Linked DNA regions of Homo sapiens: region 2 is linked to region 1. A link is a loop called in an ENCODE intact Hi-C map of the cell type or tissue named here. Cell type or tissue: K562. All regions are shown on one strand. Links, peaks and the distances in the headings refer to the core of each region. The heading gives the core; the rest is flanking DNA.

What was found. Peaks named below come from ENCODE experiments on the same cell type or tissue, not always from the same donor. Only the 100,000 strongest peaks of a DNase experiment are listed, where the experiment ranks them.
Region 2: a loop joins it to region 1, with 12 times the contacts of the local background. A loop is called at or near these places in 5 of 110 quality-filtered maps.

What each region holds. Positions count from the first base shown.
Region 1 is chrX:153,063,225-153,068,588 of GRCh38, forward strand. No RefSeq gene overlaps it. Among named protein-coding and RNA genes, the nearest start is that of PNMA6A, 6.5 kb to the right of the region's middle. In K562, for the core only: no CTCF peak of the experiment used is centred there; a DNase peak (open chromatin) is centred at 2,357.
Region 2 is chrX:153,314,741-153,320,104 of GRCh38, forward strand. It overlaps PNMA6F (PNMA family member 6F), which reads right to left. Exons shown (of 2, transcript NM_001354980.2): 2 at 2,940-5,364. The coding sequence ends at 4,198. Among named protein-coding and RNA genes, the nearest start is that of PNMA6F, 4.3 kb to the right of the region's middle. In K562, for the core only: no CTCF peak of the experiment used is centred there; no DNase peak of the experiment used is centred there.

The DNA.
Region 1 (5,364 bases), core at 220-5,219:
TCAATGTGGTCTCTCCACTGTGGCTGGTGGGAAATTGAACATCTCTGAACACTGTGTGAGCTTTGACAATTGTCCAGCTCACAGCTTTGGAGGTGTTCTGTGCTCAACCTTGTGGTGTCTCTATCTGAGCAGAACTTAGTATGCAGCCAAAGACTCAGTGGGAACTTTGTGAGGTGCTCTGGAGCTCTTTCTTTGCTCATTTCCCTTCTCTTCTGTACAGTGACTGCAAATTCTAGAAACCCCAGTGGCATTCAATTGCACAACTCAGTGAGAATGCCACATGCTGTTTGCATTCTTCCTTTGCTTTGCCATAGACTGTAAGTGCTTCTAAGCTGATATCTGGGCTGATCTTTGGCCCTACATCATTTGTTTCCCTTCTCTCAAAACTTGCAGTCCTGGTGAGCTCTCCACAGCCAAGGCACTCACTCTTTGATGAATGGGGTTGAATGATCTGTAGATATTTGGAGGCTGTAGTGAAAGTTAGTGTGGCTGGGTCCCAGGGTGATGGACAGAGAGGCAAGGAGAAGACAATAGCTCCATAGGGAGGTCAGACAGGGCCACGAAGGGTCTGTAATGCTAAGTACTTTGCTAACAACTTTGGACTTCTGCCCTAGAAGTGCAGCAAGGCACCTGGGTCTTCAGGGAATGACCACTGCCCTGATATTTGTGAAGGATAGGAATGACCTGCTCATGTCTGTGAACTAGAAAAGTCAGCGAGGAAGCAGTGTTAGGGATAGCTTGGAGGGGGCATTCGTATACACCAGAGGTGGCTACAGAGATCGAGATGTTGGCTAAATCCAGGGACTACTGAGTGCTCTCATCTGCTGAGGTTGGAGAGACACCAGAGCCAGGAGACAAGGAGATTTCTGTTGGACAGGGTCTCTTTCCAGTCTTGAGCCACACTTCCCCTTGGGAAACTAGAGTTTTGACTGATCATCAAAAAGCCCCTAGAGGTAGCTCTTGTCAGCTAGCACTACTCACCTTCTTCCCATCCCCCCATCCAAAACTCCAGGCCATGGGGTCACATTGTGTCACAAGAGGGACGGCCTGGGATCTTCCGGAGGCCATGTGCTGCTGGCTGCCTTCTCTCCTCTGAGCTGACACCCTTAAAAGCCTTATTTCTACCAGAAAGTGTGGTATGTCCTCAAGGAGGCACAGTTCAGCCCAGCTCAGTGTGATGGTTAATACTGTCAACTTGATTGGATAGAAGAATATAAAGTATTGTTCCTGGGTGTGTCTGTGAGGGTGTTGCCAAAGGAGATTAACATTTGAGTCAGTGGGCTGGGAAAGGCGGACTCACCCTTAAACTGGGTGGGCACAATGTAATCAGCTGCCATCGAGGTTAGAATATAAGCAGGCAGAAAAATGTGAAAAGAGACACTGGCCTAGCCTGTCAGCCTGCATCTTTCTCCCATGCTGGATGCTTCCTGCCCTTAAACATCGGACTCCAAGTTCTTCAGTTTTGAGACTCAGGCTCTCCTTGCTCCTCAAGCTTACAGACAGCCTATTGTGGGATCTTGTGATCGTGTAAGTTAATACTTAATAAACTCCCACATATATTATATATATATATATATACACACACTTAATAAACTCCCATATATATATATATGGTTATAAACTCCCATATATATATATGGGAGTATAAACACTTAATAAACTCCCATATATATATATATATGTATATGTGTATATATATATAGTTTATATATATGTATATGTATATATAGTTTTTATATATATATGTATATGTGTATATATATATGTATATAGATCCCATTAGTTCTATCCATTTAGAGAACCCTGATATGCTCAGTTCCAACAGACTTTCACAGCATAGGCCCATCCTTCAAGCAGGCAACTTGCTTGCTGTGAGCTATGACTATGAGCTATCCTATTGGTTTGCTCCTAAAGTCTTGCCTACAGGGAAAATTTATTGTGGCATCCCCCAGGGAACTTGATCACTGCCCAGTGCTCACAAACTCATGATTTGAGAAAACCATGGGCATCTTTTTCTTGTGGCTAACTAGACCAACGAGGAAACTATCTTCCACAGAACCAACCAAAAGGACACAGACGAATGGCCTGAACTTCACGGAGCAATTTGGAAGCAGGCAACAGAGAAACACAGCACAGAACACTTATGGGGCCAACTCCAGCCAAACCTTGATATTTCCTTGGCAACCATGGTCCCAAAATTCACTCTGATATGTGATATGAGACACCGTTCAACACACATAGCACCTGGGAAGCCAGGACCCCGGAGTCCTCCAGGAGAGGACAGGGACACGAGTCCCTGGAACCAGGGTGCAGCCATCTGCAGGCTTCTCTCCCAGAAACCGTGGCCCTGCCCCTGAATGCTGGTTGACTGCTGAGTCACCATCCAAACTCCAAAGTCAAAGTGAGGAGGGCCGGCAGGCTCGAGGGCAGAAAGAGCAGGAGCAGGGGCCTCTGACAGGAATCCCTGGACTCCTGGCAGAAAGGGCCAGCCATGCCCAGATGACACTGCCTCCTTGGGAGGAGAGTGAGTGTGCCCCATGGGTTGGAAGAGCCAGTGGCACACACAGGAAGGAAGGGAGCTGGAAGGCAGCTGTGGGAGGAATGATGCTGATGGCATCTAGCTGCAGGCAAGCTCACTGGGAGCAAGCACCGGGCTGAGCTTGCTATGAAGGCCATTTCAATCCCAAACCAAGGCAGAGAGGACTGATCACCAATGCAGTTGTACCCTGAGCCCCATGGAACCACCCAGCCCACTGCCACCGGCCTCCACAACCAATGCCCCACCAACGCTCCTCCAGAGGGACTTGACTTCAATGAGTTGAAGACTGTGCCACAGGCAACCAGCTGTGTCAAGGACCAACGCAGAACAAGCTCACACTTATTCAGCCCAGCAGGACCCTGAGTCTGGGAAGCATGGCGTGCCACATCGGGTTGTCCCTCAGAAAAACCCTGCTAGGTGGGAAGGAGCCACCTGCACCTGTGAGGCTGCGGAGGACAGGCTAGGGGCAGGGCAGGTTGTACGTGCATGTGCATGCGTGCGTGTGCGTGCGTGCGTGCGTGTGTGTGTGTGTGTTTCCGTGTGTGTGTGGGTGGGGCACAGCCAGACAGAAGCTGAGGAAGTACTGCTCCCCCCACCCCAGGTAGGGGCAGCCAGCCAGGGAATGGCAGGGTCATATGGCAGGAGGCAGGTGCTAGCCTGGCAGCCCAAGGACCTGTCGTGGGCTCTGGGCAGGGCAGAGAGCCGTCGGGAGCAGAATCAAAGAGGGCATTGGAGGAAGAAGCTTCTGAGCAGTCAGAGCAGGCCGCGGCCGGTGGGGAGCTGGCCCGAAGCCACAGACTGGGGAGCTTTGGCCCTGCCTGAGGTAGGACGGTAGGGAGGAGCCCCAGGCTCTCCCTGGAGGACACAAGGGGGCCCCCGTTGGCTGTGCAGAGCCTGGGCCCTCGGACATTGTGGTGCACAGCAAAGAAGCCCTTCTTGGTTCAAGAGCAGACAATGCTCCCACTCAACCTGTGGAGGCTGTAAGGGACACGTCCGAGGTCAGCCAGCTGGGAGGCAACCAGGTGGGGAGAAACACACACGGAGACCTCCTCTGCGTCCCGGCCTGCGTTGGAGGCACTCAGCAAGGCTGGCTGTCCTTGGGACTTGTTTCTCAAGAGCCAGTACTACAGCAGGTGCTCTACGGAGGCGTCTGGTCACCAAGCAACCCAGAGCCTTCTGTGAATCTTGATTGCAGCATCTCCAATCAAGTGCCACCTCACAGTACAGTGCTTCCGTGTTTATCCCTTCAGGTGTCCAACATCTGCTGGGCACGCTGGCTCTGTGCAGTGCCTTCTGCTGGCAATCAGGGGGACCAAGCCAAAAAGATGGAAGCCTCTGGGAGCCAAACCAAGCAGGGGCCACCTATACAATTCCTCTACCTTTACCAGGGAGTCTGCCTGCCCACAGGGCAGGGCTGGGTGCTGCGGGGCAGGGTGGGGAGGGACGGGAAGATGGAGAGTGGCAGGCTGGCGGGAGGGAGGAAGAGGGCAGAGCGAATGTCTACCTGGGTGTCACACGAGCCACTTGAATGTGACCACGGCCACAGGAACTCATCCCCATGCCCGTCACCCCTCTTTCCACAAAAGGCAAGAGGAAAGACAACTGCCAGCATGATCCCCATGTCAGACAAGGGTCCTGCCTTCCACCCGGTCCACACACAACAAGGAACCCGGGACCCTGCCTGAGCCCTCCCCGGGCCTTCTCCCTCTCTAGAGCCTGTATCTTCTGCTTTCCCTTAGACCCTCCTTGCCCAGCCCCGGGGTCGGGGGGGCCTGGACTTGGGCTGCAGCCCCCTCGCTGCTCCAGGCTTCCCATCCTGCTGATTAGTTCCCCCAGACGTCTGGCCGGCCGGTCTCAGCATCACCACCTCCTGGCTTCAAACCCATCGGGGCTCCCCACAGCCCTCAGGATAAGGTCCCGGTACCCTGGCAGGCTGGAGCAGGCTGACAGATTCAGGCACTTGCTGGAAAGAAGGCACCGAGAGCCTCCTCTGGGCCACACTCTGTTCTAGGTGCTGGGGATCTCAGGGTAGGAAACGCTGTACTACGGTTTGAACGTTGTGTCCCTGCCAAAATTCATGTTGAAAGTTAGTCCCTAACGCAGCAGTGTTAAGGGGTGAGACCTTTAGGAGGCAATGAGACCATGGGGGCAGAGCCCTCGGGGATGAGAGGAGTCCCTTGTAAAAGGCTGGAAAGCACTAGGTAAGCCCCCTTTTTGCTGTTCCCTCCCCACGACCATGTGAGGACGCAGGCACAAGACACCATCTTGGAAGGAGAGACTGAGCCCCCACCAGATGCTGAACCTACTGGTGCCTTGATCTTGGGCTTCCCAGCCTCCGGAATTGGGAACAAGAAATTTCTGTTCTTTTGTAAGTTTCCCAGTCTCCAGTGCCTTGACTTTGAGCTTCCCAGCCCCCAGAATTGGGAGCAATACATTTCTGTTCTTTGCAAGTTACCCAGTCTCAGGTATTTTGCTATAGCAGTGCAAATGGGCTAGACACACAGGCAAGTCCACTCCACCTTCTGGGGCTCTAGCTTGCCACCTGGGGAGGGAGCCCCTGATACCCAAAAGCAAAGACTCAGACCAGCATTTCTCACGTGCCGACACATGTACTGATGCCGCCAATAAGAATATAAACCGAGGGCACGTGATTTGTGTGTCCCAGCAGAGGGGGCCTATGGGAGGAGGGGACAGTTCAGCTGAGACATGAAGGAGGAGGAGGTGCAGGAGGAGGGGGAGGAGGAGGAATAGGAGGAGGAGGAGGAGGAGGGAGAGGAAGAGCAGGAGGAAGCTGCTGCCACAGAAGGTTCTTGGGCCTGGATGGC
Region 2 (5,364 bases), core at 239-5,238, 250 kb after region 1:
CTCAGTCCTCTCTGCTCAAAGGACAGGCCTGAGGACAGGACCCCTCTAAGTCCTCTTTTCTCTACGATAGATATGGGAATGGGACCTCTCTCAGTCGACTGTGCTCAGAAGACAGGCCACAGCACAGGACCTCTCTCTGCCCACTAAGCCTCAGGTACCTGAAGACAGCATCTCTCTCAGTCTTCTCTGCCCGGGGACACCTCTCCCACTGCTTTCTACTCAGGGTCAGGCCTGAGGACAGGACCGCTGTCAGTCTTCTCTGCTAAGGGGACAGACCTTAGGATGGGATCCCTCTCTGACCTCTTACACAGAGGATGGGCCTGTGGACAGAACCTCTCTTATGACTCTCTGCCCAGGGATGGGTCTGAGGACAGGACTCCTCTCAGTCTTCCTGCTCAGGGGACGCCTGAGGATGAGACCTCTCAGTTTTGTTTGCTCAGGGGACAGACTAGAAGATGGGACCTCTCTCAGTCCTCTCTGATCAGAAAGAGACCTGCGGGTTGTACTCTGTCAGACATTTCTGTTGTTCTGCACAGGGGACACCTGAGTATGGGACCTCTTTCAGTCCTCTTTGCTCATGGAACAGGCCTGAAAATGAGACCTCTGCCATTTCTCTATGATCAGGGACAGAGCTGAGGACAGCACCTTTCCCAGTTCCCACCGCTCAGGGTTTGGAGAGAGGCCTGTCTGCTCAAGAGACCCAACTCAGTCCTCTCTCGTTAAGGAACAGGTCTTATGATGGCACCCGTCTCAGTTCATTTTCTCAGAGGTATACCTGTGGACAGGACCTCTCTCACTCCTCTCTGCTCGAGGGAAAGACCTGAGAACAAGACCTCTCTCAGACCACTTTGATCAGGCACAGGCCTGGTGACGGGACCTCTCTCAGTCCTCCCTGCTGAGGGGACAGGCCTTAGGATGGGACCCCTCTCAGTCTTGTCTACTCCGGGACAGTCCTGAGGACGGGACTTCTCTGAGTCCTCTCTGCTCAGCCTCACCCCCATGATTGGGCTCTGATCCAGCTCCCTCATCCACCGCTCAAGCCCTCTGTGAGCCCAGGAGGCTGCTGCTTATTGGATGGGCTTGGTCAGCCCTTGGGCACCCAGGAAGGCACCTTGATGGACCTTTCTGTCCCCAGGCCACACATGCCGCCCTCCTCAGGGGCACTTGTTGAGGACTGTGCAGCAAAACACAATGCATGGTAGGAGCTCTGCCAGCTGGCACGCACCAAGGGCCTGGCTGGGATGAAGGGGACAGGTGGCCCCCCGGGGGGGCCCGTCCTTCAGGCCCGACAAAGTCTCCTTGCTCTGGGCTGGTGGGGAAGCAACTGGTTTCTCCCGGTACCTCCTTCCAGACTCCCTGGCTAGATCCCTTCCGGGTTTCACAACCCAACTGTCCAGCCTGTGTGCTCACATGCCCACTGACACAGTCACACACACATTCACTCACACACTCATGTTCCAGACACACTCACATGCGCACACACATTGAGTGACAAACACACATTGAATGACGCATTCATGCCTGCTCATTGACACACCCACATTTGCAGTCAGCGCACGCACGCACAATGACTCACAAACTCACACACACACTGACACACACTGACACACTCACAGTGTCACACACATTCAGCGACATGCATGCTCACCTTCAATGGCACAGCCTCATTCCCCCACACCCTCCCACTCACACACGCTCAGTGATGCAGTCACATGCTGTCACTTGGATTCACACACATTCTCAGAAACTCATGCACATGCTCACACTGACACACACACGCACACGCTCAAACACACCCGCTCACTCACACTCACACCTGCTCGGGAATCACGGCACACACAGGTCCACTCTGAACAGGGAAAACCAAGGAGCCCTGACAGGCCCTGGCAAGGTCAGCCAAGCTCTATGCCCTCTCCTCTTGCCCTGTCCCCAAAATCTGGAGGGGCCCTTGGAAAGTGAGCAGTTGACTTGGCCCTGCTGAGACACAAGGGACGGACATGCTGGGGTTGTGCCCAGCCTGAAGAAGGCAGGGAGAACAGAACACAGTGGGGGCCCCAGGCATGCCTGCAGGGCACCCCGATGGGACACACTACAAGGGTCCCTGAGACACCGGTTAAGCACCTTCAGGCCGAGGAGGCTGCAGGCCCAGCCCCAGAGACCTGCCGCCCCCTGCCCCTCCCCGACAGCCCCGCAAAACTACCCCTCCCATGCCTGCACTGGCCTGTGTATGCCGAGTGTCTCCCAGGGCCCCTGCCGCCCTGCAGACCTGCTGACTGCAGCTCCGCTCAAGCAGACAGGTCGCCTAGATCCAGGATTCCTCAGCCCAGGTGGGCAGCCACCCATTCCCAGCATTGGCTCTGAGGCTGCTTTGGGGGAGCCTGGCTATCATCTGAGCCATGGGGATGGCCGGAGGCTCTGTGCTCCAGAACAGCCGGAGGAAGTGTGTGGACACAGACTGAGTGAGCCCCGGGAGACCCTCGCCACGTCCAAGTCAATGATCCCGTCCCCTCCCCACACATGTGCAGGGAGGGGCCTATCACTTGTCCCAGTTCTGTCGCCCACAGACTCTGCGTTAGTTAAATGGCTGATCGAGGACTACCCTCCATTTGTAGCGAGCTCCCTGGCCTGTTGGGAGAGAGAGCCAGTCCCAGGAGGGCTCAGGAGGGCGGGTTCCAGGATCCTCAGGCCCCCATCAAGAACTGCGCCTCTGGCCACAGTGCTCAAGGAGGATTGCTGCCCTGGGGATTCAATCAGCCACTGCCCATGAAAACCAACATCCTGTCGCCAGGCTCCATGCAGCCCAAAGAACCCCACAGGCCTTCAGGGACCCTGCCCTGCACACACCCCAGTGTCAGCCTGGCCACTGTGGCCCTCACCCCACCCAACCCCATGCCCAGCAAACCTCATCCCCAGTCTCCCAGAGCAGAGGCGAGGCCGGCTGGAACACTGAATGAAGTTTATTGAAGAGAAACATGTACTGAAACCATTGAAGAGAAGGGAATCACAACACAGAGAGAAACTGCAAATTGCCACCACAGGACACAGGTCCCACACAGGTCCCGGGCCCCCTCCTCCTGGGGTTCCTGGCAAGACGCCTCATCTGCTCCTACTCCTGCTGCAGCCCCCGCTGCCAACTCCCTCCTTCCTGAGGGCCCCAGGGTCCGCCTCTTGCCAGGATGGTGGACTCTGGCAGTGTCCACTGGCTTCAGGGAGCCCCCTCCCGAGCCCATCCGCTGGGGCAGGGCCCTGCCCTATAGCCCTCACAGGACACTGAAAACACAGCAGGGAACACCCCCCCAAGTCAAGGAAACTGAGTCACAAGTAACAACAGGAATAGAACACCAAAGCACAAAGCTCCCCGGGGAGCCTCAGGCAGGGCAGCTCTGCTCTGTCCCAGGTCCGGTTCTTCCTCACACAGTCATGGTCACCATCATGGTCACGGGCACCATCGTGGTCATGCTCACCATAGCAGTCACAGGATGAGCGTCCATCGTGCCCTGGCGCCTCCTTCCACCATCTCCCAGGACTGTGCTGGGGGCCTCCGGGGAGGAGCTGCTCAGAGAAGAACACACACAGCTCCACGAGAACAAGCAGCCCCTGGCCTAGATCTACACCAGGAAAGCAGAGGTGGTGCTCACGACAAGGGACAGGTAGCAGCTAGCAGAGCCTGGGCTAGCAGGAAGCTCACAGCATGTGCCCCAGGCCCAGAGGCAGCCGCACCGATGGGCGCACAGCATACAACTTTGTGTAGGAACAATGGCTAGCGGTGGGTGAGTGGGCGTCTGCTGTTCGGACGCGTGGGTCACTATGGGGCCTACAGAGGTGAGGGTGGGCTTCCCGGAACGGGGGGCAGTCTGCCCCAGGGATGGCAAGTGGGGGCCACCTCTTGGGACATGTAGGCAGCTGTCACCCTTGAGAGGGCCTCTTTCCCCCATCTCTCCCAACACAGGACAAGGGGTGGGGGGCAGACATCTTCAGGCTGGCCGCTCAGAGCTCCCTCCAGGCCAGCTCCCCATTTGGTATCAAACGTGGTCATCTGAGTCACTGGGAAGGGCTGGTGGTGGTGGCCAGGACCCATTAGGGGAGGTGGGAGGCACAGCTCCCAACATGGGGTGAGGGACCGGCCCTGGCCTGGCCTCTGTCTGCCTCCAGGGTGCTGCTGCCTGAGAGGAGAGGAGCCCTCAGGGCCCTCAGAGCCTATTTGCCCGGGGGGGACTTGGGCTTGCCCGCCTCCCCAGCCCCATCCTCATCCTCGTTTTCTGACTCCTCTAAGATGGGCTTGAGCCCCTCCTGGGGAGGCTCCTCAGCCTCCTGGCCTCCAACCTGGACAAGGCCCTCTGGCTCCCAGCTGGGACCTCCTGGGGCCATGTCGACTGCACTGCCCATCCTGGCTGGGAGGCCCCCAGGGGCGTCGGGGGACCTTCCCTGACCTAGGCCTTCAAGGCCTGCAGGGGCATTTTCATCTTCCCCAGTGGCAGGGGCAACCCTGGCGGCCTCTTTGGTGGTGGAAGCAGCCTCATCAGCATCTTCTGCTCCGGGATCAGCCTCGCTGGCGTCCCCCTGGGCCGGGGAGGCCTGGGCAGCAGCTGGGTCTTCACTCTCCACTGGGGCCGCTGCCCAGGCCACACCCTGCTGGCTCCTTGCTAGGGAGGCTGCCCACGCCTCCATGTCCCGGATGAGCCGCAGCAGCCTCAGGAAGTCAGGTGGCCTCCTCTCCAGCTGCATCCTCCTCAGGGTATCCTGGAGTGCCTCGCTGGGGCGGGCCCGAGACAGCACCTGCCGCAGTCGCAGGTGGTTGGCCATGGCTGGGTGGACCGCCCCCTTCTCCACGGCCTTCTGCAGCAGGCCTTCCAGGCGCACCACGAAGGCAAACAGCCCCTCCTGGGGCCCCTGCGTGCAGGTCAGGAACTTCATCCGCGAGGTCATCCATGTATCCCGGCTCCTAAACACCTGCCCCAGCGCCGTCAGGCAGTCCTGCGCAGAGAAGTCTGGATCTTCCTCCAGGAGGCCGCTCACGATATCCAGGGCCAGGCCATCCAAGCTGTCCAGCAGCCGCCTCCTTCTCTCCCTTTCCGACGCGTGGCACCACAGCTGCAGCATATCCTTGGCGTCCTCCAACCAGCTCTCAAAGGACTCTTCCACGCAGCCTGGCTGCTCCCTCCCGGAAAAGGGTCTCAGTTCCCGGTAGGCCATAGTTTTCACCAGAGGCCGCAGGGTCTGGCGCCATGACTGGGTCCAGGCCTCCACCACACCTGCACCTACTGCCTCACCTGCAGCTCCTGCCTCATCTTCACCTCCTTCCTCACCTGCGCCTCCTGCCTCACCTGCACCTCCTTCCTCACCTGTACCTCCTTCCTCACCTGC